Regions from separate parts of the Homo sapiens genome. Here region 1 is linked to region 2. A link is a loop called in an ENCODE intact Hi-C map of the cell type or tissue named here. Cell type or tissue: left lung. All regions are shown on one strand. Links, peaks and the distances in the headings refer to the core of each region. The heading gives the core; the rest is flanking DNA.

Region 1 (9,975 bases), core at 1,204-9,203, 85 kb before region 2:
CCATTCCTCTCTCCTTCACTTCCTTTCTTGTCCTTGCCTGCCACCCCTCTCCCTTCTCTTTATGAAGACTTTGGGTCTTCATACAGTCATATAGGATGCTTCTGGCTGACCTTGGCAAGATCCCCCCACCCTGACCTTCTAGAAAGGTACTGAAAGCACCATGGAGTCTGTTCCAATAGAGGAAACACATGCTCACTGGATAATTGGCCCCTATAATTCATTCAAAGCAATGATGGTGTGGCAGAGAGGTTTAAATCCTGTGGCCTTGGAGGGCAAAGCACACTCCAGAAAGGTTTCCCTTTTCCTTTGTAAATTGCGAAATAAACGCACTTCCTGCAGAGAAGTTCCCCTCTTTGTGAGGCCTTTGCTGTTCCTACACATACTGTAAATGGACTCTGGGATTTTCTTCTCACTTTCCCCATGCTTTGAGCTCAGGTCCTAAAAAGTTACACAGCGACAAGGTAGTGGGGAGAAGATAAGATGAGCCAAACCTTAAACACTCCTAAAGCCTTCTCATATACAAGGAGAGATCAGGGCCTCAGGGCAGGGTCACGGGGAGGGTGGAGGGGGTCAGTCATTTCCCAGCGGCCTCACATTCACAAAAGATTTCAAATTTGACTTTATATAAATTATCTCTGAATAAGCATTGGCATATAGTCACAACAATACAACAATAGACTTAAACCATTAGGTCGGGCATGGTGGTTCACACCTGTAATCCCAGCACTTTGGGAGGCCAAGACGGGCAGATCACTTGCGGTCAGGAGTTCAACACCAGCCTGGCCAACATGGTGAAACCCGGTCTCTACTAAAAATGCAAAAATTAGCCAGGAATCGTGGCACATGCCTGTGGTCCCAGCTACTCAGGAGGCTGAGGCATGAGCATCACTTGAACTTGAGAGGCAAAGGTTGCAGTGAACCGAGATTGCCCCTCTGCACTCCAGCCTGGGCAACAGAGCAAGACTCCATCTCAAAAAAAAAAAAAAAAAGAATTTAACCGTTAGAGCATCACAATTTCTGTTTGACCCAGTTTTGGCATTTTCTAATATACAGTTATGCACCTAATAATGACACTTTGGTCAATGATGGACAGTGGTACCATACTGTTCTAATGGAGCTGAAAAATTCCTATCACCTAGTGATGTCTTGATGATCCTGACCCTGTGTAAGCCTAGGCTAATCATGTATTTGTGTCTTTGTTTTTTTTTAATTTTTAATTCTTTTTATTATACATTTTTTAAGGACAAGGTCTTGCTCTGTTGCCCAGGCTGGAGTACAGTGGTAACATCAGAGCTCCCTGCAGCCTTGAACTCCTGGGCTCCAGCAATCTTCCAGCCTCAGCCTTCCAAGTAGGTGGGTCTACAGGCAAGCACCACCATGCCCAGCTAACTTTTAAAAAATTTTTGTGGAGCCTGGGCCTCGCTATGTTGCTCAAGCTGGCCTTGAACTCCTGGACTCAAGTGATCCTCCCCTCTCAGCCTCCCAAGTTACTGGGATTACAGGCATGAGCCACCATGCCCAGCTCTGTGTCTTCATTTTTAACAAAAAAGTTTAAAAAGTAAAAAATTTAAAAATCGAAAAAAGCTTATAGAATAAGAACATAAAGAAAATATTTTTTATACCCATACAAATATTTTTGTAAGCTAAATGTTATTACACAAGAGCCAAAAAGCTTTAAAAATCTAAAAGTTTATAAAGTAAAAGAGGTATAGTAAGCTAAGGTTAATTTATTATTGAAGATAGAAAAGTATTATTATTTTTTATTTTTTTATTTTATTTCTTAGAGATGACATCTCACTATGTTGCCCAGGCTGTTTTCAAATTCCTGAGCTCAAGTGATCCTCCTGCCTTGGTCTCCCAAAATGCTGGGATTACAGGCATGAGCCACCATGACTGGCCTAGAGAACAATATTTTTAATAAATTTAGCCTAAGTGCACAGTGTTTATAAAGGCTGCAGTAGTGTACAGTGATGTCCTAGGCCTTCACATTCACTCACTAACTTACCCAGAGCAACTTCCAGTCCTGCAAGCTCCATTTATCGTCAGTGCCCTATACAGGTATACCATTTTTAATCTTTTTTTTTTTTTTTTTTTTGAGACAGTGTTTCAATCTTATTGCATGGGCCGAGTAACTGTAATCCTGAGTAACTGGGATTACAGGTGTCTGCCACCATGCCCGGCTAATTTTTTGTATTTTTTTTTTTTAAGTGGAGACAGGGTTTCACCGTGTTGGCCAGGCTGGTCTCAAACTCCTGACCTCAGGTGATAAACCCACCTTGGCCTCCTAAAGTGCTGAGATTACAGGCGTGAGCCACCACGCCTGGCCAGAAGGATATCTTAAGCCTGGGAGGCAGAGGTTGCAGTGAGCCAAGATGGCGCTCAGCCTTTAATCTTTTATACCACATTTCTACTGTACCTTTTCTATGTTTAAATGTGTTTAGATACACAAATGCTTACCATTGTGTTACAGTTGCCTACAGTATTCAGTGCAGTAACATGTTCTACAGGTGTGCAGCCTAGGAGCAATGGGCTACAGCATGTAGCCTAGGTGTGTAGTAGGCTATGCCATCTAGGTTTGTATGAGTACATTCTATGCTGTTTAAACAACGATAAAATCGCCTAATGATGCATTTCTTAGAACATATCTCTGTGGTTAAGTGAAGCATGAGTGTACAAGGAACCTCTCTTGACCTCTGAGAGACTCCAGGTATGACAATGAAGCAGCCAGGCTGTATGAGGAGAAGCTGGTTTGGGTGTCCGTTTACAGGAGGAATTATTCTTTGTGGTTGCTACATTTGACCATCTTTACAGTCCTGTAAAGTTGGTACTGTTATCAGCCCCATTGCACAGATGAGGAAACTGAGGTCTTCCTCAAGGTCACATAGCTAGAAAGTAGTGAAGCTGGGGTGCAAATCCAGGTTGTTCTCAGCATCTTTCCATCCTTCCATTATTGACAACACCGTCCATCATTTTACAGCTAACCGTACTTGTTGTGGTGCACTGGGTACCTCAGACCATCTTCCCAGGGGCCCCACCTCCTCCCTGGACCGCTCCCTGGGATGTAATTGCAGGAACTCTCAGGAGCTTAGGCTTATGTCTGAGTTAGGATCCTCTAAAATATGCTCCTGAGCGAGTCCAAGGCATCTGATGCCTTGATTGCCCCCAGTGACATCAAGTTTCAGTTAGTCTGACCAGCCTGAGCAAATTTCTTTGTTCTAGTCACCTCTGCTTCCATCAAAAATAACAGGTTGCTGAGAAGCTGGACTTCAGCCCTCCTGCTCAGATGAGTGAACACTGAATCTGCACTCAGAGCAGGCCCCTAAATTTAAAGAAGCCCTCGTGTTCTATATTTTGACAGGTCGAGAAATCTAATCCATTTATTTTGAAAACCCAGTAAGCCCAGCCAATATGGGATATTTAGAAAGGCCAGAATTTTGCTTTTGGTCAGAAGGTCAGTGCTGTCATAAAATAACGGCTAAAGGAAGTGAAACAAAACAGTTTATCATAGGGCTAGAATTCCCAAACATTCTTTAAAAATACATTTTCAGTTAAAATAAAACAAAACAAAAACACAGCATATTGAATTGGCGGAAATTGCCAGCACTCTACACTCTCTTTGTTCAGAGGACTTATTCAATTTTGTACCCCTACTTCTCAGAGCAGTGACAGGCACATAGTAAATGCTCAATAAATGTTTGATGAGTGAGACTCAAAATAGTTTACTTTGCTATTTAATATTTTTTCCCAGGTAATAGTTTCTCTTGTTCCCAATGGTGGTTAAATCGTCCTTAAGAAAATAACATCTGATTTTAGTGCTCTGGGGTTTTGGAAATGAGTGTCAGGATAAGTAAGTTTGATTCTTCTTGGCACCTTGAATTATGTTATTGATGATACAGATAACAGGGTCGTATGATAAGATTCTCTAAAGATAACGTATTTGACCATTTCAACCTTGTGAAAGGGGCATGGGAGATGTTATTATTCTTATGTCACCCCCAGGAAGGGTGCATAAGTACAGACCATTACTTAATAGAAAATAACACTCCTGATGTTCAGAAGATGGTGCAAGACCTTCTTTTGTTTTCCCTTTAAGTCACTTTTCAGTCTACATATAATGTCCCCTTCTGATGGGTATCCAGGTGTCTCTTTTTGGGTCTTCCCTCCCTCTTTTTTTTTTTTTTTTTTTTTTTTAAACAGAGTCTCACTCTGTCGCCCAGGCTGGAGTGCTGTGGTGCAATCTCAACTCACTGTAACCTCTGCCTCTCGGGTTTAAGTAATTCTCCTGGCTCAGCCTCCTGAGTAGCTGGGACTACAGGTGCCCGCCATCACACTGGGCTAATTTTTGTATTTTTTGTAGAGACACAGTTTCACCATTTCACTCAGGCTGGTCTTAAACTCTTGGACTCAAGAGATCTACCCACCTTGGCCTCCCAAAGTGCTGGGATTACAGGTGTAAGCCACCATGCCCGGCCTCCCCTCCCTCTTCTCCTACCTCCCACTATCTCCTCAATCCTTTCTACCCCCTCCCTCTGAGCTCCATCCTGGAGAATCACCAGAAGACCCTCAGGGTTCTAAGCATGGCTCCTGGCTTTACCATGGTGGGATGATGGCAGGCCCTAATCCTGCATCCAAAGATTTGATTCATATTCAGAGGGAGCAAGTTGATACCTGAGACAAGAGCTGACTCTTGGAGTCTTGAGGGATGCCCAGTTATTAGAGGTTCTTTTCTCTGCCTAAGTTGTGAACCAACTGATAAATAAGAGGAAGAGCCAGCTGATGGAGGCAGGGTTTCACCTTAGTGAGAAAGTGGATATTGGAGAATACAGCTTATAGCTATAGGCAAATAGGGCCCCTAACACAGAATACCAGAATTAGGCATTCTTACCCATGCTGAACTGTGGGAGGCTGCCTTTCATCAGGGCAGAACTTGTGCCCCAAAGAAAAAGGGAGGAAAAGGCACTCTCTTATGAATGCCCAGTTTCTCCCTCCAAACCCATCAGTCATAAGGTACTCTTCCCATCAAGGGAGGAATGAGTGAAGAGTAGGGAGAGGCCAGGAGTGTTACTCTTAGAGATGTCTCTTCCCGTGAGGAATCTTCAAGAAGGGGAGTGAGTATTTCCCTTTAACACATCATGTGACTTAGTAGGTAATGCTTAAAAATAAATAATTTTTTGCATAAAATCATCAGAATTTCTGGCTTTTTTTCACAAAGCCAGAAAGATCTGTCGGCACTGAGCCTGTGCTCCCACGTGGCACCACAATCCTGGAGCCGAGTTGCACCCATCCCTCTCAGCAGGTGTGTGTGATCTCGCTCATCAAGGCCCTATTGTATAGCTCTGGCTCTCTGATTGTGCTTATTTCTATTACCTGTCTGGTCCGTCTCGGCGTTTCAGTTTGCTGCCTCTGCTTTAAGTCTAGAGTGGAGTAGCTACAGGACCAACAGACCTGTCTCTTGCTACTGTTGCCCACTCCTACTGATCATTGTCTCATTTTGATGTGTTATGAGCTTAACAAAGTTTCAACGTTTTTATTCTGTCTTACTAGAGTTCTCTTCTATACCATAGACTTTGTGTTGGAGAAGATTAAGGAGGTGAAGGGAAAAGAAAATCCTGTTCTATTCGCCTATTAAATAAAGGAAGAAATGGGAGCCGGGAGATTAGGGAACTGATCAAGAAGTACTGCAGAAAGAAGACATCCATGCGGTCCTTTGCTGTCCTCTCTCCTACACTGCAGCGGTGGCCATTTTTGCTTCGCTGGGCTCCACGGATCTGGAGGAGCAACAGATCTGCACATCTGAATGTGAGTTTTGGAAGCATACTTTGCCTCCTTAGGGTGACAAATTCATCAGAAGCTCCGGGCTGATTGGACTCACAGCTGAAAAGGAGTGGTAATAACAAGAGGAGGTGTCAAGAACCTGTTTCTATAGCCTTCCTGCCACTCCTCTGTTTCTTCTAGATGGGCAAAGGGGTTAATTCAGGGAAGGAGCAGGGCAGTATGAAGCAAGCGAGACCTCCTTCACACATTTCCCCTGTCACCCCACCCACTATCTGTAGACATACTTGGACTGTCCTCAGAGACTTGGCATAAATCAGAGGGGAAGGTGGTTGCTAGGATAAATGGATGAATGGATAGACGTGTAGACCAATGGACTAATGGTTAATCCCAGAAAGTTTTGCAGCGATACTCTATGTGTTTGCAGCAGAAAACATTTTTTTTTCTTTTTTGAGGTGGAGTCTTGCTTTGTCACCCAGGCTGAAATTCAGCAGCACAATTTCGGCTCACTGCAACCTCCACCTCCCGTGTTCAAGAGATTCTCCTGCCTTAGCCTCCTAAGCAGCTGGGACTATAGGCATGCACCACAATGCCCAGCTAATTTTTGTATTTTTAGTAGAGGCAGGGTTCCATCATGTTGGCCAGGCTGGTCTCGAACTCCTGACCTCAGGTGATCCACCTGCCCAGCCTCCCAAAGTGCTGGGATTACAGGCGTGAGCCACTGCAGCCAGCCCAGAAAACATTTTAATTTGTTCTTAGAGTCCTACTTTTAACACCTGAGGTTCATATATCAAGGCTGGAAAAAACTTTCTGTCTTCAATAAGAAGGAAGTATTAATACAATGGAGATTAACAGTATGGGTTTAGGGAGCTACTTGCTTCTTTTTAAAAATATGTATAGAACAGCTGAAATGTATCATTTGCTTCTTTTTAACATCTCTGAGCTTCCATTTCTTCATGTATAAAATAATAATAGTAACTTTCTCAAAGACGGTTGCTATTAGAATTAACTAAAATACTTTTTGGAAAATACCAATAACTCTGTGCCTGGCAGACAGGAAGCACTCAGGAAATGATAAGTCTAATTCAATAGAAAGAATTTTGTTTTGGCTGGGCGTGGTGGCTCATGCCTGGAGGCCGAGGCGTGTGGATCACTTGAGCTCAGGAGTTTGAGACCAGCCTGGGCAACATGGCAAAACCCTGTCTCTACAAAAAATTAGCCAGGCATGGTGGCTCACATCCCAGCTTCTTAGGGGGCTGAGGCGGAAGGATCATCTGAGCCCCAGAGGTCAAGGCTGCAGTGAGCCGAGATCGCGCCACTGCACTCCAGCCTGAGTGACAGAGTGAGACCTTGTCTCGAAAAATATATAAAAAATAAAAATTAAAAAAATTCTGTTTTACATTAAGCACTCATTACATGCTTAGCTCTATCACGAGAATTAGTGTGTGGTGGTGGGTACTGACAAAATTTGGGGGGAATGGACATCTGCAGGGTATGGTGGTGAGATAAAATACAAGGACATACTGATGTAATCATAATTAAGCACGCTGACGTGCATTCTGGTGGGTGGTTGGAAGAGGAGAGCGCTCCTGTGGCAGGAGCTGTTGAGAAAGGGATTGAGTAGGAGGAAGGAAAGGGGGTGGGGGTGAGGGGATTCCAGGTAAGGAACAACACACCCAAAGGGAGGAAAGCAGGTATGACTGTGCGGTTTGCTGGCCACAGCAAGGGAGGAGATGGATAGAGTTATAGCTGCTTGTCCATTTAAAAAAAAATTTACATTTTTAGTTTTTGTGAGTATATAGTAGGTGTATTTATTTATGGGGCACATGAGATGTTTTGATTCAGGAATGCAGTACATAATAATCACATCATGGAGAATGGGGTATCCATCCCTTTAAGCATTTATCGTTTGTGATACAAACAGTTTAATTAGGTGTTTGTTTGTTTGTTTGTTTGAGATGGAGTCTCGCTAGGTCACCCAGGATGGAGTGTAGTGGTGCAATCTCTGCTCACTGCAAGCTCTGCCTCCCGGGCTCAAGCAATTCTCCTGTCTCAGCCTCCCGAGTAGCTGGGACTACAGGCACATGCCGCTATTCCCGGCTAATTTTTTTGTATTTTTAGTAGACGGGGTTTCACCATATTGGTCAGGCTGGTCTCGAACTCCTGACCTCAGGTGATCTACCCACCTCGGCCTCCCAAAGTGCTGGGATTACAGGCATGAGCCACCGGGCCTGGCCTAATTAGTTATTTTTAAATGTATAATCAAGTTATTATTGACTCTAGTCATCCTACTGTGCTATCAGATAGTAGTTCTTATTCATTCTTTCTAAATAATTTTTTTTTTGTACCCATTAACCATCCCCACCTCTCCCCACCCCCCCTACTATCCTTCTCAGGCTCTGGTAACCATCCTGCTGCCCTCTATGTCCATGAGTTCAATTGCTTTGATTTTTAGATCCCACAAATAAGTGAGAATATATGATGTTTGTTTTATTGTACCTGGGTTATTTCACTTAACTTGATGACCTCCAGTTTCATCCATGTTGTTGCAAATGACAAAATCTCATTCTTCTTTGTTTGTTTGTTTTTGAGACAGTCTCACTCTGTCGCCCAGGCTGGAGTGCAGTGGCACGATCTCGGCTCACTGCAACCTCCGCCTCCCGGGTTCAAGCAAGTCCCCTGCCTCAGCCTCCCGAGTAGCTGGGTTACAGGCATGCACCACTATGCCTGGCTAATTTCTTGTATTTTTAGTAGAGACAGAGTTTCGCCATGTTGCCCAGATTGGTCTCAAACTCCTGGCCTCAAGTGATCCACTCACCTTGGCCTCCCAAAGTTCTGGGATTATAGGTGTGAGCCACCGTGCCCGGCCTATAGTTTTCATTATAGAGATCTTTCACATCTTTGGTGAATTCCTAGATACTTAATTTTATATGTGGCTATTGTAAATGGGTTACTTTTAAAATTTCTTTTTCAGATTGTTCATTGTTGGCAGACAGAAATGTTACTGATTTTTGTATGTTGGTTTTGTATCCTGCAACTGTACTGAATTTGTTTATCAGTTCTAATTGATTTTTGGTGGAGTCTTTAGGCTTTCAGACTAAAGACTCCACCAAAAATCATATAGCATATCATTCTGTTGATATGATGTATCACTAATTGATTTGTGTATGATGAACCATCCTTGCATCCCAGGGATAAATCCCACTTGGTCATGATGAATGATGTTTCTAATGTATTGCTGAATTTAGTTTGCTAGTATTTTGTTGAGGATTTTTGCATGAATGTTCATCAGAGATATTGGGCTGTCATTTTCTTTTTTTGACATGTCTTTGTTTTGGTATCAGAGTAATACTGGCCTTGTAGAATGAGTTTGGAAGTAGTCCCTCCTCCTGTATTTTTCAGAATAGTTGGGTAGAACTGGTATTAGTTCTTCTTTAAATGGTAGAATTCAGCAGTGAAGTTATTGTAGGCTTTTTTATGGCTTTGATCTCGTTACTTGTTATTGGTCTGTTCAGGCTTTTTTTTTTTTTTTTTTTTTTTGAGGTGAAGTCACACTCTGTCATCCAGGCTGGTTGCAGTGGTCAATCTTGGCTCACTGCAACCTCTACCTCTCGGGTTCAAGTGATTCTCCCGCCTCAGCCTCCCAGGAAGCTGGTATTACAGGCTCACACCACCATGCCTGGCTAATTTTTGTATTTTTAGTAGAGATGGGGTTTCACTATGTTGGGCAGGCTGGTCTTGAACTCCTGAGCTCAAGTAATCTGCCCACCTTGGCCTCCCAAAGGGCTGGGATTACAGGCATGAGCCTCTGTGCCTGGTCTGTTCAGGCTTTTTATTTATTCCTGGTTTAAATCTTGGTAGGTTGTATATGTCTAGGAATTTGTCCATTTCTTCTAGATTTTTCTATTCATTTCTTTTTAACCCATATGCAGGAAACTTTTCCTAAGAAGCTGCCTCCTCACTAGGTGCTTCTGATTGAGTCCTGCCACCTGCTGACATTTTATCTGGCTTAATTACTTAAACCTCTCTGAGCCTCAGTTTCTGCTCTGTAAAATAGGAAGAATTCTATCCATTTCATTTGATATTGTGATGTTAATGTGATTGCAAACATGGAGGTCTGTGTAAATCGTAAAGCACTGTACAAATGCAGGTTCCAGTTGTTGATGGCTTCTCACCTAGCAGTGGCAGGGAATTGTTTAAAAC
Region 2 (9,975 bases), core at 867-8,866:
ACAGTGGTGATTACTTCTGAAAGATGGGGTAATACCAACAGCTATCGTTTCTGACCATTTACTGTGCAGCATCACTGTGCAAAGTATTTTTATACATATCCTATTGACTCCTCTCAAAACTCCTGTGAGGCAAGCAGGCACCCCAGTGGCCTCATCCTAGTTCTGGCCCTGGTGACATTATGATTGCCTCCATCCTCCATTTGATAGGTACAGAAACTGAGGTTCAGAGAAGTGAAGTAAATTCCCCCAGATCACGCAGCTAGCAAACAGCTGAGCTTCTATGCTCATCCTAAGGCTCGGTTGAAATGGATTTTTTAAAAGATGTATTTTGGGCTCTTTACTATATAGAAAACCGAATCTGTTTATCACTAAGGTTACTAATAGGCCTTACATCTGTGAAAACTTATCTGTCAGCTGGCCCTGAAATGTTCTGAAATGAGTCTGAGCACAGGATGCCTGTGACAACCGAATAGTTTAAAAAAATTCTCCATGGGAGCCGAAACCCTATTAAGACAGGTCTTTATTTTTGTTCCTGAATGCCACATTTAGAAACAAAATGTCATATTTTTGTATATGAATGTCACAAGTGACAAAGCATATGTTGCAACTTGGCTTCTAATGGTTGAAAAAAAAAGAGAGGTAAATTATCATAATGTTGGGATCTTCTCAATTATATTTGCATTTTCATTTCTATCAGAAGTCCATTTTAGCAAAGGAATGTAACCTTAGTCACTTGAAACTGCTGTTCCCTTAGAAAACAATTGTAAATGTAATAAGCAAAAAGGATAGAAAATGCCCACAGGGGAAAAAAATGATCCATCTGGGGTCAGAGCCATCGTGTAGATTGATTCATTCTTCTTCTAGCATTCTTATTCAGGAAGGAAAACTTGAACATTTTCTAGATTTTAGGATATTTAAGATTTGCAAGGAATTGGGGGAAAGGGAAAAGGAATGAAATTTCAGTCCCACTGGCAGGGATCAAATAGAGATTTTCTCAACTTTTAAAAGAACCGTTTTACATGTCCCAATCACCTCATAGTTCCTGAGTCTCTCTTCTGCATAAGGCATGTACTAGTTGTTAAGGGAGGATACAATAAGGTCATGATTGCTTTAAAATTATTCATAATAAAAACACATTTTGAGACTTGATTCTAAATGTTAAACTTAAATTTGAGCAATTTAATTGCCCGTTGAATAGGAATGAAATCCCACCGGTAGGCAGTTATTTCTTACAACCACTGTGTGTGAAATTGAAATCTTAAGATACCATTTCAAATATTCACCTTCTCTAAGGAAGTTCTCCCCAAAGAGTTGTGAAAGATAAGAAACTGACCCAAAGTCATATGCAGTAATCTCTTTTTCTTTACACACTCAGGTCAAAGTAGAAGCATATTATTAAAAAGAAACGTTATGCCCTGAATTTGGCTGTTCTGAGGTTACCTCTTGGAACCCAAGGATATATTTAATTTAAAAACTGACTTGAGCCCCATGCAAAACTGTGACAAGGAAAGTAATAATTTATCAGATTAAATAAAAACAAGCAGATGTGGCCAGGCGCGGTGGCTCATGCCTGCAATCCCAGCACTGTGGGAGGCTGAGGCAGATGGACCGCCTGAGGTCAGGAGTTTCAGACCAGCCTGGCCAACATGGTGAAACCCCGTCTCTACTAAAAATACAAAAAATTAGCTAGGCGTGGTGGCGAGCGCCTGTAATCCCAGCTACTCGGGAGGCTGAGGCAGGGAAAATCGCTTGAACCCAGGAGGCAGAGGTTGCAGTGAGCTGAGATCGCACCATTGCACTCCAGCCTGGGTATCAGAGCGAGACTCCATCTCAAAAAACAAACAAACAAACAAATAACACCCAAGCAGATGCAAACAGGTCATTTAGTCACCACGATAATGAACGTTAAAATGGAAAACACTTACATGTTTTATTTAGGAGAAGAAGGGGGTGAGGTGAAGGAATCCTGTTTCCTGCTTTTAAAAAACAGGAAATAGTTTCCAAATTTGGGTGGGCAATTCTTATTTTAAACCCCCATTTCACCTTTAAATTTAATTTCAAGCTCTTTTAAAATTATCTTAATGATGCCCTTTACTATAACATAGCAGCTGCCATTTATGAGTGCTTACTATATACCAGTTGCTTTTCATGCAAGCAACTTCATATCTGTTATTACCCCCATGCCATTACAAATCTATGTGCCACCCTTTTGTGCACTAACTCATATAATCCCCACAATAACTTAGGCAATAGGTTCTGTCGTCTCCATTTTACAGATGAGGATACTGGGAGTTTATTTGTTTGTTTGTTTATTTATTTTGAGACGGAGTCTCACTCTGTCACCCAGGCTGGAGTGCAATGGCGCGATCTCTGCTCACTGCAACCTCTGCCTCCTGGGTTCAAGTGATTCTCCTGCCTCAGCCTCCCGAGTAGCTGGGGTTACAGGCATGTGCCACCACACCTGGCTAATTTTTGTATTTTTAGTAGAGATGGGGTTTCACCATGTTGGGCAGGCTGGTCATGAACTCCTGACCTCAAGTGATCCACCCGCCTCGGCCTCTCAAAGTGCTGGGATCGCCTCGGCCTCTCAAAGTGCTGGGATTACAGGTGTGGGCCACCGAGCCCGGCCAGGATACTGGGAGTTTAAATTCCTGCTGTGAGCCCAGGTTGACACAGCTGGTCAAGGATGGGTTAGAATCCAGGTAGTCTGACTCCAGAGCTACTACCGCATACTGCCTCCTCAGATTAAATAATTTTCCTAGGACATGCTAACTGATAAGTAAGAGTCTAAATCAAACCCAGGCAGTTGGGTTCCAAAATTCCAGCGTTTAACCACCACATTGACTGGTTATAAGTAGGTAAACTGTTCATCACAACCTATATATTTATTTTCATTTCTGTTAGAAATGAAAGTAGTGTGGTAGGTTACATATTTATCACATAGTTTAGGCTTGCCTAAATTCTAAGTATTTTCTTTTTTAAATTAAAAACAAGGGTCTATCGGAAAAAAAAAAACCCAACTTTTTTTTTTTTTTTTTTTTTTGAGACAGGGTCTCACTCTGTTCCCCAGACTGGGGGGCAATGGTGCGATCATGGCTCACTGCAGCCTCAACCTCCTGGGCTCAAGCAATCCTCCCACCTCCGCCTCCCGAGTAGCTAGGATTTCAGGCAAGCACCACCACGCCCAGCTAATTATTTTTATTTTTTATTTTTTGTAGAAACGGGGTCTCACTGTGTTGCTCAGGCTAGCCTGGGTCTCCCAAAGTGCTGGGATCACAAGCATGAGCCACCGAGCACAGCCGAAAAAGTCTTTTTGTATACTGAAGTCTCCACTAGGACAAAAATTTGCTCTTAAGGCTTCCTTTGGGACACACACACACACACACACACACACACACACACACACACAGCTTTTGATTATACCCATTAGGGACCCAAGCCTTGGGACACAGGGACCAGAAAATGACAAGAGCATGCAGGCAGTAGTAAACTCTGGTTATCCTTAAAATGGGAACAGAAATGTATGCCTATGATCCAGACTGATCATATAAAACCATGGATCCTGAAAGTACGTTCCCTCTTTACAAGCCTTAATGACTGGCATCACGCACAAATAGGCCTTTCAGCTTCTGAACGCAGATATTTTCAAGGAACTCTGAGGCCCAGGAGAGCCTAAGTTTTTCTCCACGGAAGGGCAAACTACTAGCCTCCCCCGCTTCCCCTCTGCGTTCCTGCCTCTTTCTAGAAGGAGGCTGAGAGGGGGAAGCCTGAACCCCCAAATCAAGTCCGCCTTCTTTCTCTGTGCCTGACCCAGGGCAAAATAATCTCTCTGATCCTGTTCTTGACCATTGAAAAAGCACTTTCTCTGGTCGGGATACTACTGGCACTTTACATGGGGGGCAGTTTAACCGCAGGAGTCCGCTTTCTGAAAGGTGCAGAGGGAGGGGATTCCGCCACCAGCCGACTGAGAGGAGCCCCGGCCCCGCGTGGTCCCTCCCAGCCACCCTCCCTCTGGGATTAGCTGCCCTGGCTCTGCTCTAGGCGTCCCCAGCCCGTGCAGTCCCGGCTGGCGCACCACCATCGCCTCTGCAGAGCGCGGCCGCAGCCCGGAGCCCGCAGCCCGGAGCCCGCAGCCTGGGGCCCGCAGCCCGTAGCCCGCAGCCCGCAGAGCCGCGCTGTCCGGGGCATCCCAGTGCACGGCGTCCGTGGACCTGGGACCTCGAACCTGGGACGGGCGGAAAATCCACTGGGAACACTTGCATTTCTGTAGGTGCTTATTTCACATTCTTGTCTTTTCTTGCTTGCTCGAGCTGTTCGTGGGTTACTTTCTGCCTTAGTTAAACCAAAAGGGAAAGGCGGAAGAGGGGAAGCCCTGAAGAATGATTTAGTGGTTGCCCAGCCTCCTTTCCAAGGAGAGGTGTTCGCTGAGCGGCTCTCCCCGTCCCCGACACTGGCCCCTTTAAGAAGCCAAGTCAGTCCTGATGCTGCTGTTTGTATTGCTAATCCCCAGGAGCCCCGTTTAAAAAAAAAAAAAAAAAAAGGAAGAAAAAAGGGGAGGTGGGGGGACCGGGCAGCTGTCTCTTTAAATGTGATTTCCTTCTATTGTATTTGAATCGTGATCAGGAAAAAGGAAATGAAACCAGAGACAGAGGGAAGCTGAGCGAAAATAGACCTTCCCGAGAGAGGAGGAAGCCCGGAGAGAGACGCACGGTCCCCTCCCCGCCCCTAGGCCGCCGCCCCCTCTCTGCCCTCGGCGGCGAGCAGCGCGCCGCGACCCGGGCCGAAGGTGCGAGGGGCTCCGGGCGGCCGGGCGGGCGCACACCATCCCCGCGGGCGGCGCGGAGCCGGCGACAGCGCGCGAGAGGGACCGGGCGGTGGCGGCGGCGGGACCGGGATGGAAGGTTAAGTCCTGAGCAGCAGCAGCAGCTGCAGCCGCCTGGAGCCAGGCTGCGCGCCCCGGCCCCCGCCTCGGCCGCGGCGCGCCCGCAGCCCGGTGATTCGCTCTCTCTCTTTGGCGTTTGAAGGGAGCGCGGTGACTGTCCTTGAGCGCGGAGGGGCGAGCTCGCCGGCGGAGCGCCGGAGCAAGCGGAGGCGCAGGAGCGGCGGCGACGGCGGCGGCGGCGGCGGCGCCCGAGCACCCGAGGGGGTCCGAGCCCCGGCAGCCGGCCAGCCCCGCGCCACAAAGGGAGCGCCCCCGCCGCCCGGCACCCCGCCTCCCTCCCCAATGTCCTCGGCCATCGAAAGGAAGAGCCTGGACCCTTCAGAGTAAGTGCGGCCCCCCTGCCCCTGCCACCCCCGGTGTCCACGGCCTCGCGTCCCGGAGCGTCGGGGGGACCCGGGCGGCCCGCGAGGGGGCTCCAGGTGCGCGCTCGCGGCGTGCCCTTGGCCCCCTGTGCCGAGCGCTGGGCTCCTCCTTCCTCCCGGGTGATTCCGGGGGCTCTGGGAGAGGGACTGGGCGGCGGGCGGCAGGGACAGGGGTCGGCCCGGCGCCTCTGCGGGCCACTCCAGGCTACTGGGACGCTCCCCAAAGCCACCACGGGCCAGAAAGTTTGCACGGGAGCAGGCACGAGGAGAGCCTGGAGGCGCGCAGGTGCAGTCCGGAGAGCGTTCTGGGCTTGACTCTGCTCCCTTCTTCCCTCTCCTTCTCGGTCCTTTCTCTTTGTCCATTTGGTCTTGGAAAGGGGAACATTCCAAGTGGCGGCCTCCGGGGTCCCCAACGGCCGCCTTCCCGGTCCGCAGGTGGAGCCGCTGCCAGCCTTGCGGATAACGGGCGGGTGAGGGGTCCGACCGTCCACCTCGGAGCTGGCTCTGGGCCTCCAGGGATTTCTAGAGCAGCGAAATCCGGAGTAAATCTGAGTAGGTGTACCCCTCCTCGGGGTCCACCGATGGGGACATGTGAACCTCGAAAGTTAATGCACCATTTTGTGTATAGGTGAATTATTCTGGGGAGTAGAGTCTCGTAGTTTTTAGCAGAGTCTTAAAAGGGTTTGGGGTCAGGGAACCAGAGCTCTAATGAGCATTGGCCGCATCTGTTTTCTGAGCCGCGTACTGGTTTGGAATGTTTTTCTATCCCTCACCCATTCTTCAGCGTTAACATGGGGAGTAAGGGGTGTTTAAGATATCATTTTCCTGTCAACGCAAATGCCCTTTTAAGAGTCATTAGCTGTCTGGTTTTGAGAATTTTTATTCCTTTGAAGTCCCCCTCTAATCCTTTGAAGGGATTTGTTACACAAGACCAAAGGAGCTGGTTAATGACTTGTCCATTTGTGCTTTTAAGAGACATTTGTTTTGTTTTTTCTTTTCCTGCTTTAAAAGAATTGTGCTTTCCTGCTTGAAATACCGCACACACACACATACACCCTTCAATTTCGGCTTTCTATGGTGTTTATTTACCTGGGTTTTACCCTCAGTTACCAGCATAAAAGCTCAACATATTCTCATAAAACACAGGAAGTACCACCATCCAATGAGAATATAAACATCACTATTCAGTCTTGAAGGTTAAGACACCAGTTCTGTAATGAGCTAGGTTTGTTATAACAAAAACCCCCACTTCCTTCAACAAATTCTCAGGAGAAAAATAACATTCCTTTTTAAAAGTATGTTTATGCAAACAATGGGTTTAAAGGGTGGTTTGATCACTTTTTTAAAATAAACTTAAAACTGAGCTCTGAGTTTCAGAGACTGGGCAAGATCATAGTAACACAATAAGGGAGTGAATTGGATGAATTGGTGCCTCATGCCTTTTTGATCAGCAGAATTTAGTCACTAATCCTTTCAATAGAAGATTAATCTGAAGGTTTCATTTCCCTGAAGGAAGTTTGCTTCTTTCAAAGTTTGTGCTTTTTCACTGAGGTTAGAAACTGAAACATCCTAACTTCCTAATACAACAGATATCTACTGCTGGAGGCTCACCAGCTCCTTCCTTCACTTCACTATTTGCCCAACGAAGACAGATTCTGATCAAAGAGGGACAAGCCAGTTGAGAAATTGCTGCAGCACATTCTCCCCATGCCCTTAGAAATTGTTATGATTGTCCCAGAAATCCAGGCTTAAATGATACTCAGGTGTAATATTCAAGATAAGGGTCTGGGAGAATATAAAATATTAATTTGAGGGTGAATCAATCTAATTCAGTCATTGTCTTGGATTGTCCACTAAGTATAATGTGATATTATCATTAATTAAGTATAGAAAGACAGAGCCAATATCTTATACTTTACTTCTCCATCTCATCTCAGGCCATCACCGTAACTCTTTTACTTTACATTCCTCCTGTTGTCCAGTATCCTACTAGATGCTTCATTGTGTACTTCCTCAAATCCAGCTTGGGTCATTACAATCAGCATCTCCAAATTACAGATGGAGACTTGCCTAGCTATATGCAAATGAAACATTTGGACAGAAAGCCAGCCAGAATTCATGAACACAGATTCCCTTGCTGTGCTACTGGTGGCCCCCACTGCCTCCCCTGTGAGTAACAAGAGCAGTTCATTTGAATTCCAGGCAGTTTTGCACCAGCTAAGGGCAAATTCTCTTCTTTCACAGTCCTTTGGCAGCATCAACATCGGGACATCCAATGTGCGTCCAGGTTCCATGAGTGGTTTTGAAAGCCCAGAGTAAGACCATGGGCTGTGGAAAGAGAAGAGATGCAACTCTGAGTTGATACACATGAAAAAGCTAGGGTATTAGTTATTAGAAGGGGAAATGGCAGTCCTTATATACAATCTGTAGAAACAAAGGAAAGAAAGCAAGGCTTCAGTGAATGAAACCTCGTCTCTACTTAAAATAAAAAAAATTAGCTGGGCCTGGTGGTGGACACCTGTAATCCCAGCTATTCGGGAGGCTGAAGCGGGAGAATCACTTGAACCCAGGAGGTGGAGGTTGCAGTGAGCCGAGATTGTGCCATTGCACTCCAGCCTGGGCAATAAGAGTGAAACTGTGTCTCAAAACAAACAAACAAAAAACTATAGTTTTGAATTTTTTTGAGCTAGGGTCTCACTGTGTTGTCTAGTCTAGAGTGCAGTGCTCACTGCAGCCTCAACTTCCTGGGCTCAGATGATCCTCCCACCTCAGCCTCCTGGGTAGCTGGGACTACTGGCTCATGCCACCAAGCCTGGGCAATTTTTTATATGTTTTGTAGAAACAGGATTTTGCCACGTTGCCCAGGCTGGCCTCAAACTCCTGGGCTCAAGTGATCCTCCTGCCTTGGCCTCCCAAAGTGCTGGGATTACAAGCGTGAGCCACTGTACCTGGCCATTTTTTTTCCCCAGATAAACTAACTTGAGCTTCCCATTTTCTTGTTCCAAAGATGATAGTCTCATGAAGTGCTGTTACACTGTGTCTAGAAAGTGTGGGCATGGCTTTAGCACTCCTAAATATTCATAAGGAACACTTCATACTTCACATGACGGGATCACCTGAAGTTGTCAGAGTGTTATAGACATTGAGCCACCTAGCCTCCTGTCCCCAAGTATAATGGCTGCTGGGCTTTATGGGCACAGACCAATTAGGACACAAGGTCGCCTGGTAAGTTAGTACCAGTTAGAAATAGGAGACATGGATTTATACCTGCAGGGTACCCAGGAGGAAACTCCCTTTGGGAATTTTACAGATGGAAGAAGGTCTGTTTTTTGAAACATAATAGATTTTTAAGAAATAGATTTGTGTTTAAGTAAGGTTCCAGAGAACACTTGCTAATTATTATAAATCAACACGTATTAAGTGTTTGCTGTGTCCCATGTGGGGGACACTAGAATAATTCCTTCCACTCCTTTATTTTCTTTTAGCAAAGTTATTTATTTTTAAATGTAAAAATGTATTCAGATTCCAGTGAAGCAAAGTGAACAGGAGATGCTATGCATGGCGTATTAACGAAAGAACACGTGTCACAGCCTATTAACAATTGCTGGATTGAGATGTCAGTGTCTGTTTAATTGCCTTCCACTCTCTTTGAAATAATCATTGCCCCCACTTCATTTTCTTCCTCAAATCAACTTTATCCAAATCAATTTTACTCTTATAAAAATGTTCAGGTAAGGAAAGAAAGGCCTATTTGATGTCCTTCGTGTAACAATGGCCTTACGATATGGGATTTTCCTCCAAGTATTCCTTCAGTAGGAAGAATGGAAAATGGAATTTCTGTAAAAAAGTAAAATTAGGAGAATTCCTATTATGTCCTGATGGAATTTTGATTTTGGAAAGAGAAAGCAACCTAAAATAATTTTTGGTCTCATTCTTCTTTCTTCCTCACCTCTGCTTTTGTGCAGTTGGTTAGGGCTGGAGGGAGGATGGCACTGGGGATTTGCAGATTCTTAGCACTCTGGGTCATCTGCTGCCCTGGCAGTGAGCGACTCTTTTAGTCCAGAGTGCGTCCTTTGAGGTTAGGCAGTGCCCTTGGGTGTCCAGGTTATGGGAGGAGGAAAATGAGGGAGATCTGTGAAGATAGAGTCAGCGGGGAGAGTGGGAAAAAGCAGAAGGAGACCAGAGGTGCCCAGGTAGTGCTGGGCATGGGCAGGGGCACAGTGCCACCTGCAATTGCCTTTGATGCCTCTTGGTGCCCTGTGTTTACTTCTTAGACATCTAGGGAGTAAGGTCTGGCTCTTTCCCGTCTTAACCCAAGGTTGGTTGGGACTCTGCAGTCTGGCCAAGGGATGTGTTGTCCTGTCCCTTCTCCCTTAGGTCACTGAAAGGCAGTCAGGTGAGATGCCCTGTCTGGCCCAAAACGATCTCGGACCCTCGGTGCTGGTCTCACTCTGGTGAGGCTGTCCCTGATGCTTGGCCTTCTCTCCAGGGAACCAGTGGATGAGGTGCTGCAGATCCCCCCATCCCTGCTGACATGCGGCGGCTGCCAGCAGAACATTGGGGACCGCTACTTCCTGAAGGCCATCGACCAGTACTGGCACGAGGACTGCCTGAGCTGCGACCTCTGTGGCTGCCGGCTGGGTGAGGTGGGGCGGCGCCTCTACTACAAAC

What was found. Peaks named below come from ENCODE experiments on the same cell type or tissue, not always from the same donor. Only the 100,000 strongest peaks of a DNase experiment are listed, where the experiment ranks them.
Region 1: a loop joins it to region 2, with 2.9 times the contacts of the local background. A loop is called at or near these places in 28 of 110 quality-filtered maps.

What each region holds. Positions count from the first base shown.
Region 1 is chr11:33,950,383-33,960,357 of GRCh38, reverse strand. No RefSeq gene overlaps it. Among named protein-coding and RNA genes, the nearest start is that of LMO2, 63 kb to the right of the region's middle. In left lung, for the core only: no CTCF peak of the experiment used is centred there; no DNase peak of the experiment used is centred there.
Region 2 is chr11:33,864,636-33,874,610 of GRCh38, reverse strand. LMO2 (LIM domain only 2) reads left to right here. Exons shown (of 6, transcript NM_005574.4): 3 at 4,624-4,901; 4 at 5,025-5,265; 5 at 9,794-9,975. The coding sequence starts at 4,895. Among named protein-coding and RNA genes, the nearest start is that of LMO2, 22 kb to the left of the region's middle. RefSeq lists silencers at 3,989-4,228, 4,659-5,078, 5,099-5,178, 5,369-5,448. In left lung, for the core only: no CTCF peak of the experiment used is centred there; DNase peaks (open chromatin) are centred at 4,090, 4,830 and 5,490; H3K4me3 peaks cover 4,560 bases; H3K27ac peaks cover 6,567 bases; H3K27me3 peaks cover 3,031 bases.